Regions from separate parts of the Homo sapiens genome. Here region 2 is linked to region 1. Evidence: chromatin contacts called from ENCODE Hi-C or POLR2A ChIA-PET data. All regions are on one chromosome and are shown on one strand. The core of a region is the stretch at or near the end of the contact, and the rest is flanking DNA. Distances in the headings are between cores, read along the strand shown. Region 1 holds the start of ERAP1 (endoplasmic reticulum aminopeptidase 1). Region 2 holds the start of GIN1 (gypsy retrotransposon integrase 1).

The links. Hi-C counts contacts between places; a loop is a spot of excess contacts on that map. ChIA-PET counts read pairs that join two places held with the same protein, here RNA polymerase II (POLR2A). Pooled maps may share reads with other maps.
Region 2: a pooled map shows a loop between it and region 1 (15-fold over the local background). The contact joins the promoter of GIN1 here to the promoter of ERAP1 in region 1. A Hi-C loop is called at or near these places in 1 of 168 maps with a recorded cell type or tissue (B cell) and 7 of 50 pooled maps. POLR2A ChIA-PET finds 5 or more read pairs at or near these places in 2 of 52 experiments (activated CD8-positive, alpha-beta T cell and activated naive CD4-positive, alpha-beta T cell).

The regions. Positions count from the first base shown.
Region 1 is chr5:96,806,695-96,811,039 of GRCh38, reverse strand. It overlaps ERAP1 (endoplasmic reticulum aminopeptidase 1), which reads left to right and starts at 3,095. Exons shown (of 19, transcript NM_001040458.3): 1 at 3,095-3,180. LOC124901033 (a long non-coding RNA gene) reads right to left here and starts at 3,582. Exons shown (of 3, transcript XR_007058879.1): 1 at 2,463-3,582. RefSeq lists enhancers at 2,415-2,484, 2,641-3,140, 3,141-3,642 and a silencer at 3,215-3,674.
Region 2 is chr5:103,117,647-103,121,991 of GRCh38, reverse strand. GIN1 (gypsy retrotransposon integrase 1) reads left to right here and starts at 1,854. Exons shown (of 8, transcript NM_017676.2): 1 at 1,854-1,928. PPIP5K2 (diphosphoinositol pentakisphosphate kinase 2) reads right to left here and starts at 1,691. Exons shown (of 31, transcript NM_001276277.3): 1 at 1,504-1,691. RefSeq lists enhancers at 1,291-1,350, 1,401-1,590, 1,621-1,880, 1,716-2,216, 2,217-2,718.

The DNA of each region.
Region 1 (4,345 bases), core at 1,846-4,345:
TGTGTGTGGAAGGGCCGGATAGCAGTGGGCAAGGCTGACTGGGTGGAGCTGCCCTGTTTAATAAGAGCAGGCCTGCTTTTGTCTGTTTTCTACACCATGATTCTGGATGAGATTTTACATCAAAAAGGAGAGTGGTAATATGATTAAAATAGGAGCAGCTTTGGCAGCAAAACAGAAGAAATGAGCCAAACGCTGACATTAATTGACTAAAAGCTAATGAAAGCAGAACTGAATCAATCAATTACAGCAAAATTGAACATCACTTGACAATATCTAGAATTCAATATTTTTTAAGTAGATCAGTAATAGCTCAAAGTGGTATGTATTTCATTGGCCTAGGCCTGAAATTCTCCTCATTCCTCTGGCTCACCTCTGGGACTAAGGACACTGAGAAGCCTCTGCAATGGATGGGCTCAACCGGCCAACCAGCCCTCCTACACTATATGGTATACAATATTAGTGTTTACCAACCCCTCCTTGTTCTGGCCAATGCAATGTGAGTAGAATTAGTGTGTGTTTTCTCTTTGACTCTGAGCAAGTTGCCGACCTGTCTCATTTTTCTCATCTATAAAGCATAATATCTACATTACAGGGTTGCTGAAGAGATCAAATTATAAACACACACATGCACACATAGCTAGCATTTAACAGTATCTAACAGTTGGTAGGGAATCAATAAACCTAGGTACCCTTTCTCTCTGTTCCCTTCCTTCTAACCATTTCTAAGCTCGGTAATGTGCTGTTTTGATCTCACAGGCTCTAGAACTAGGACTCCTTAAAGTCCTTACTCCAAGGTCTGTGTCCTCTACATCCCTGCTAGGGCTTTGAAACTAGAAGTGAATGCTGCCAAATCCTCTGACTTATCGCTCTTTGTAGTGCACTTCAACTCTAAAGACGAAATCACGGCCAGGGCGACAGGCTAAAGTCTGAGTCAGGGTGAGCTTTTGGGGAAACGGCGTGGAGCGGGTGGTGGTGTCAGCTCTCTCCTCGCCTACACTTCAGCTCCTTTCTGCCCACATCCATTCAGGGCATTGCCCTGTTTGTCTCCTCAGCTGTCTTCTGTATTAACCTCCAGCCTGTTGGGTGCATTCAGTTCTGCCAGCTGGACTTTCAATATGTATTTAAAAAGACACATAAACAAAAAACAAAAACAAAAACAAAAAAACTTTACTAGAAGCCAAAGGAAAACCATCATATTCAAAAATATAAATATAAAAGCAAAGAAATGCATACATTTACTGGACAAAGAGGTCTCATCTTGAGTAAACTGGGAGCACTCCGAGATGTCTGGAGGTCTTGGAGGCTACACGCTATCCATTGATACCTCCTGTCAAATTCTGAACATGCAGAAATTACCAGATCTCAAAGTCCTCATTTCTTGTTGAATTTTAGTGAAAAAAACTTCCCTGGATCCCACCGTAGTTGAGTCTTGGAACAGGGTGTTAATCTTTATATTATAAAATGTCCTTGACTAGAGATAATAGGCAGTATGAAACATTATATTTTTAAAAAGGAAACATAATATTGAAAAAAAAAGAGAAATACTGTTGCAGTGACTTGGAATCCCCAGTTCTCAAAGGGAAGAAGGCCAATAAAGAAGTGGGAGAAGAAAGTCTGAGAACCGCATGAAAAGGGTCCTGTTCCCACTAGGACCATGGTCCACTCACCAAATTATCAGAGACGTTTGAACCAGAGCAACTCCATCTTGAATAGGAGCTGGGTAAAATAAGGCTGAGACCTACTGGGCTACACTCCCAGGAGGTTAGACATTCTAAGTCACAGAATGAGATAGAAGGTAGGCACAAGACACAGGTCATAAAGACCTTGCTGATAAAACAGGTTGCAGTAAGGAAGCTGGCCAAAACCCACCAAAACCAGGATGGCAATGAGAGTGTCCTCTGGTCGTCACTGCTACGGTCTCACCAGCTCCATGACAGTTTACAAATGCCACTGCAACGTCGGGAAGCTACCCTATATGGTCTAAAAAGGGGAGGCATGAATAATTTCCCCCGCTTAGCATATAATCAAGAAATAACCCTAAAAATGGACAACCAACAGCCCTTGGGGGTGCTCTGCCTATGAGTAGCCATTCTTTTATTCCTTTAGTTTCTTAATTACTTGCTTTCACTTTACTCCATGGACTCCCCTCAAATTCTTTCTTGCGCAAAATCCAAGAACCCTCTCTTGGGGTCTGGATCGGGACCCATTTTCGGTAATAAACTTGTAGCATTTGGTGTTTTAATGTTTGTGTTTTCTTGACTTGTTACCTCATTTAGCCTCAACTGTTTAAAGATGGTCTTTTTGGCCATTTTATTCAGCTTTAATTGTTCTAAGGGGAGTGAAGAAATGGTCATTTACTTTGAAAAATCAGAGGGAACGTGTTGATGCGGGAAGCAGCTAATCCTTGGGGTACAGTGGCCCTTGGTAGTGCAGGAAAGTCCTGGGGGCCACCTCTAACCCACCTTCCTCCTCTACAGCATCTCCCACTGTAGTCATTCTCTACCGAAGCCCCAGAAGGTGCGGCACTTTGCCACGACAGAGTACTGGGTTCATGTTTCTTTCCGAGGCGGGCCAAGAGCTCTCAGCCCACTGGCAGTGGCGAGATGACGGACACCCAGCGAGTCCAATGGGCGTCGAACGCGTCTAGGCTTGGTGGACTTGTCAGCGCCTGCCTGGCTTCGGTCCCCAACTTGAGCACCGGCCCTTTCCTGCATGCCCCTAACCCTCGCAACGCTAAACAGTGAAAAAAAAAAAAAGACAAAAACAAAAAGCATCTCAACACACACACACACACACACACACACACACACACACACACACACACACACACACACACACACACACACACACACGGATCCGCGTTCAGAAAGGCGTGCACTTCCTACGCCTGATCCCCCGCATCGCAACCTCGCAGCTTCCCCGGCGTGCAGCGCTCATTTACCAATTCCCTTCCTGGGAGTTGCGGCTTCCCTCGCTCGGCCCCACTCCCGTTTACCCTTTCCCCAGCTCCCGCCTTAGCCAGGGGCTTCCCCGCCTGCCGCTAGGGCTCGGGCCGAAGCGCCGCTCAGCGCCAGCCTGCCGCTCCCCGGGCTCCACTTTCACTTTCGGTCCTGGGGGAGCTAGGCCGGCGGCAGTGGTGGTGGCGGCGGCGCAAGGGTGAGGGCGGCCCCAGAACCCCAGGTACAGCGCGCTCGAGCCGCGGGTAGGGGACTGCGGGCCGGGAGGAGAGCGCGGCACCCGCCCCTTCCCTGCGCCCGTCAAGTGGGGGGCTGAGGGCCTGGGGCACGGGAGGAGGGAGACGGGGCACGGGAGGAGGGAGACGGGGCGCGGGAGGAAGGCGACGGGGCGCGGGAGGAAGGCGACGGGGCGCGAGACAGGGCGCGGGAAGGGCGGGGGGAGTCGCTGGCTAGGCCCGAGTCCGCGGGGTGCCCGGCGGGTTGGCGGCGGGCCCACCCCTGCCGGTCCCTGTCCCTGTCCCTCCGGGCGCGTGGCCGGTGCGCCTGCTTCACGGGTCTCCCCGCTGTTCGGCCGGCGGGAGCCTCCCTCAGCGCTCCGCCTGGCGCCTGGATGCCTGCCAGTCCTGCAGGCCACCGACGCCCGCGCGAGGCCAAAAGGCGGGGTGGGGCGGGCAGCTGGCTCGGGCTGAGGAGGGCACCTGCCCATAGCTGCTAGAGAAACCCAGAGGCTTTGGGTTAAAGACTCTGGTGGGGTGGGATGCGCGGGCCGTGTGTGTTCTTAAGGTCACTTCCCTCCCTGCTTCTCCTGTTCTTCTGGTCAGCAATTCTCTCTCTCCCCTTCGCTCTGGCTCTGGCTGGGTTTTATTCAGATAAAGCACCTCTGTTGACGCAAATTAAAAGTTTCCTATCTGGGTGCCTCACTGGCCAGGTGGTCCTACAAAGTTAATTCCATGAGGGGAAGGGGGAGAGCACACACTTCCTCACGCTTTTGGATTTCTTTGTGTAGGCTAGGTTCAGAAAGAAATTATCTGTTTCCTATTAAACACCCAGAGGATTCGCTCTGAACTCAGGACGTGGTCAACAATTAACAAAACAACAAAACAAAACAAAACAAAACAAAAAACTTGAAAATTGGGCACAGTTGTCTCTTGCCTGAGGATTTTTAATTAGTATAAGTAGCACATTTTCAGGTGCGGCCTGAATAGAAACATTCTAGTACTTTTTTTTTTTTCAAATTAATCCAGCATTTTTATTATTTACCAACAGTGCTTGTTAATTTCATTGTTCAGGAAATTCTGGAAGAACCTCAATTACTTCTTGATGATCTATTTCATATACTATAGTGCCCCAATAAAAGGAAGGGAGGCAGAGGTTGCAGTGAGCCAAGA
Region 2 (4,345 bases), core at 605-3,104, 6.3 Mb before region 1:
TACATAACCACAATTCCTTTTCCACGTGAGAAAATTAATAGTCCATAACATTGTCTATATTGTGGTTGCATGGGAGCTTTTAAAGAATGAGGACCTAATCTATATATTCCCACTACTTAACTTGGTTCATAGCACTTATTTGGGTAATCAACAGATGTTCTACCAATTGTTCAGTTTAATACCCTCACAACAACTACTCTGAAAGTCATATGAATTTAACATTTAAAACAGCAACCTTTGATTTTAAAATTTTCTGCAAATCAGTTTAGTCATTTGCTTTAAATAAACCTGTGCTGCAGTAAGTACAGTATTCTGGGTTCTGCACTACTTAATTCTGCATCACAATGCTCCATAAAGACAGAGATCATGTCTAACTTTTGTCAGACATATAAGTAGGTACACCAAAATTTTTTAAATGAATGGATACTTTCAGACACTGAAAATGTTAGTGAAGAAATTGAAATCGAGGAAGAACAGGACAGGACAATAGAATACAGATTTTGAAGGCAGACAGATCTGGTTTTTAACACAGATTCAAACGTTTACTTATAACAAATGTTTAATAGAGCAAGTTGCTTGACTGTTCAAAGCCTCCATTTCTAACTCTGTAAAATGGTGATAATAATCTAACATACCTCCTGGAATTGTTGAGAGGAATAAATGACAAACTATGTAAAGCACTCGGCACACATAAGACTCAGTTAATGGCAACTATCGTTATTATTTTATCTATCTGAGACAAAAAAATTATCTATTTCATTTAAGAATTCTCAATAGCAAAACAAAATCCTGTCCCAGTGTAGAGCGAGGATTTTACGTGCTAAGGTCAGCTATGCTTCCCACTTCCACAGTTAAGCCTTCCAGCAAGACAACTACTAGCCAAAGGACACCAAGAGTCGCAATCTCCCAGGAAGTGGTCAAGAACCTCGTGAATGAGATCCAGGGATCATCACCCTGGCCCCTTCTTCTTCAAGGCGCAGAAGGCTGCAACGACCTCCAAATGACTAGGTGCGGCAGTGCCCTGCAGCCTCGGTCCCTACTATGAAAAGCTGCAACACATGAGGCTTTTGTTATTTTAAAGTGGGTGTGGGGTTGACAGAGAGAGGGATAAAGACTAAGGCAGAAAATTTTTTAAAAAGCCACCTCTACCCACAGCAGTCCCATAACTCGAGGCTAATCACTTCAGTGGAGCCAGGCACAGCGTGGGGTAGAAGCTCAGCGGTTCCCTTTTAGCTGATCTTCAATTTCTGGCGTCTCGAACCCAAGAAATGAAAAAGGGAAGCCATGGGGGAGCAGGAGGAGAAATCAAGGCGCGAAAGGACCCTCAAAGCTGTACTGTCACTCCACGCCCAGGCTGTCATTCTCTCCAGCACAAGCCCCTCGGTGGAGCATGTGTTTAGGGTCTGCAGAGCACAGGAGACAAAGCAGAAGCCCAGCAGCCGCCTCAACCCTGGCATGATCAGGTTCCGCATCTCCGGTTCTCCTCCGGTTTTGGGCCCTCACCTGCCACGAATGCGGTCGTCACGCGAGCAGTTGTGAGATGGTCAAGCCCATTCAGGTCTAGGTTACCCCCTTTCATCCCGGAGGCAGGGGTGAGGTGTTTGTCAAGAGACTTCAGTTGTAGGCGTGGACGTAGGCTACTTCCTTCAGTAACAGCTATAGGGCCACATAAGGGAACCTCAGGCTACTACACCTCAGGAATCTCCGTCACGCCTCTTCCCCGCCCTCCTCGGGTCTCACGCCGAAACCTCACCGGGCGGAACGATTTCCGGCAAGAGCCAAATGATCAGTCCTAACCTTTCTGACCGTGGTTCCAAGGTTCCCCAAAGGACTGCCCTCTAAAGGACCCGGGTAGTTCCGCTTCCGGCAGCGCGAGATAAATCACGAGAGGAAGCTTAAATCTGTCGTTTGAATTTAGGACCACCTCGGTGAGTGGTCGTTCTGGTGTGCTGTGTCATACCTACTGTTTTTTAAAGTGAGGCGTAACCCGACAGTAATTTCAAAACCATTCGCCTCGACCGGCCTAAGGAAGGGTTTAATTGAGTCTGTGGGGAGATTTTGCGCAAGCGCCTTTGAGATAGGAGGGCCTTGGGCGTTGCGATGTCCCGCGCTAGCTGAGCAGAAAGGGCGAGTGCTGTTTCGGGCCTGGGGAGGTGCCTACTGGGTGTAATTGAGTTTTACCAAACGGTCATTTTCCTGCTGATTCTGAGTGTGGTTGGACCTTGCCCTTAAGATTCCGTTAACGAGTCGCCCAAAGCTTAGGAAATGCTCCCTCACAGCGTTTGAGACTAAGCACTTTTGGCCGGCGTTGAAGAATTCTCCCCATTACTTTGATCAGTCATTTAATCAGAAATTTTGCCCCAAATTTAAATACGTGGCGGGGAGAAACGTGAGGTCAAGAGGGAATCCTGTCACGTAGTTTTAAAAGAAAAATGTCCACTTTATCTCAGTGTAGGTTTTTCTTAAATGGGCATTTCTGAACCAAAGTAGATACTTTTTAAAGTGGAAATGCATTTATCCCATGTGGCTTCATGTGAATGCATATGGCGATGAAGGCATTTTTTTGTTCAATGAATTTGTACTCTGAAGTGAACCAGATTACAGAGAAGTGTATTTAAATTTACAGGTCCTTGACGTTGCATAAAATTGTGCGTGTCCATTTTTTGGAGCTTAAAATAGAATAATTCAAATGTCAGAATTCCGATCCAAGTTAACATGTTGATTGAAAATTGCAGATTTTAAGATGGAACCAGCGGGTATTATAACCTTTTAGGGGCTTAAATTGGTGGCTTTGTTTTTAACCCTTGGTGAAACAGTTAAGTCCTAATCTTGACATAATACCTAACTGCCTTACTTTATTGAACACAAAATTATTAAAGGAATTAAGCAATGAGTTGATTTTATTTGCTTTTATGGAGGGGACAAAGTGTATAAAGCTTAACCAAATGTGACCCTGACATTCCTCTTGCAAAACTACAAGTTGTAATCAATCACTTTCATTTTTTCTTATTCCTACATGTTTAAGTACATTAAGTAATGATTTTAAGAGAAATTCTTGAAAATATGAGCATATCCAAAGAAGTCCCAGGACAGTCTTTCTTTATGTAGTAGAAACCACTTAATCCCCCTTGTAAATGATACCTTTACTTAGCAATCAGAGTATAAGAAGATATTTATATTTGTCTCGAATATTACAGTTTCAAGCCATTTTCTCATATGTATGGGCTTTGAAAAAAAAAAAACAACTTTCATTTACGTTACTTTTGTATATGAATACCAATTATTAGCAGTAAAACTTTTAACTACTTCAAAGGCTATGCTTTTCGTGAACTGAGTTTTCTTTCTTACGCATTTTCTATTTCTCCTTGTCATCTGTCTCTCTACCTCCAGAACCAGCAGTTTGTGAACTGCATTAGACTGTTATATCGTTATAAAAGGATACAATTCGTGAGTCTTCTGATTATTTTCTTCTTAGCACTGAAGCTTTATAAACATTGCTATAAAACATTAACACCATTAATGAAAGGAAAGAGATTTTAAAATATTTTTTCATGTAGGTGAAGATTTTGGGAAAAGAAAGGGTTTTATGTTACTTTAAACAGCCTGATATGGATGATAATACTTAGATATGATAATAATTATACATTACCATATACAAAGGACTTTTAATCATCCTCGTAATTGCAAAAAAGGGATAGATATTATGTCCTTTTCCAAACATAGATACTAAGGCTTAAGTCTATACCTTCTTAGACACAGTTTACTTATAGTGCCATGTATGTGAAAGTGAACTGTAATGTTTTCAAAAGTGAAATAATTTACCTCTGGAATATTTGCTATAATTTTTAATTCTCCTTTCAGGAAATGCAGGTAATTCTTTATTCATTCACAAATAGTTGAGTGTCCACTGTGTTCTGAACATTATGTTAAACAATGTAAACATAAAAAATTAATAAACTCTTTCCATTCCTCATTTATAATCTAAATTATTGATTACAAAAATCACTTTATAATTTGTGTAACAGAGGCCTGAACCAAGTATTATAAAAGCTAAGGATAACAAGTAATTGACTTACTGGTATAGCAGGGGGGAAAAGCGTGAAATTTGAAGTAAGAGACACCAAGTTAAAAGTGTCAGCGCATGTACTCACTTTATTACCTTGAGTAAATTGGACAATCTCTGAACCTCCATTTTCCTACCTGTAAAATGGATATAAAACTAATACCTACTTCATGAAGTACTGTGAGGATTATCATAGTAAAATACTGCATAACTATTTGCAGCTGTAGTCGTGAGTCACTTAGCAATGGAATAAATTCTGAGAAATGCTTTGTTAGGCAGTTT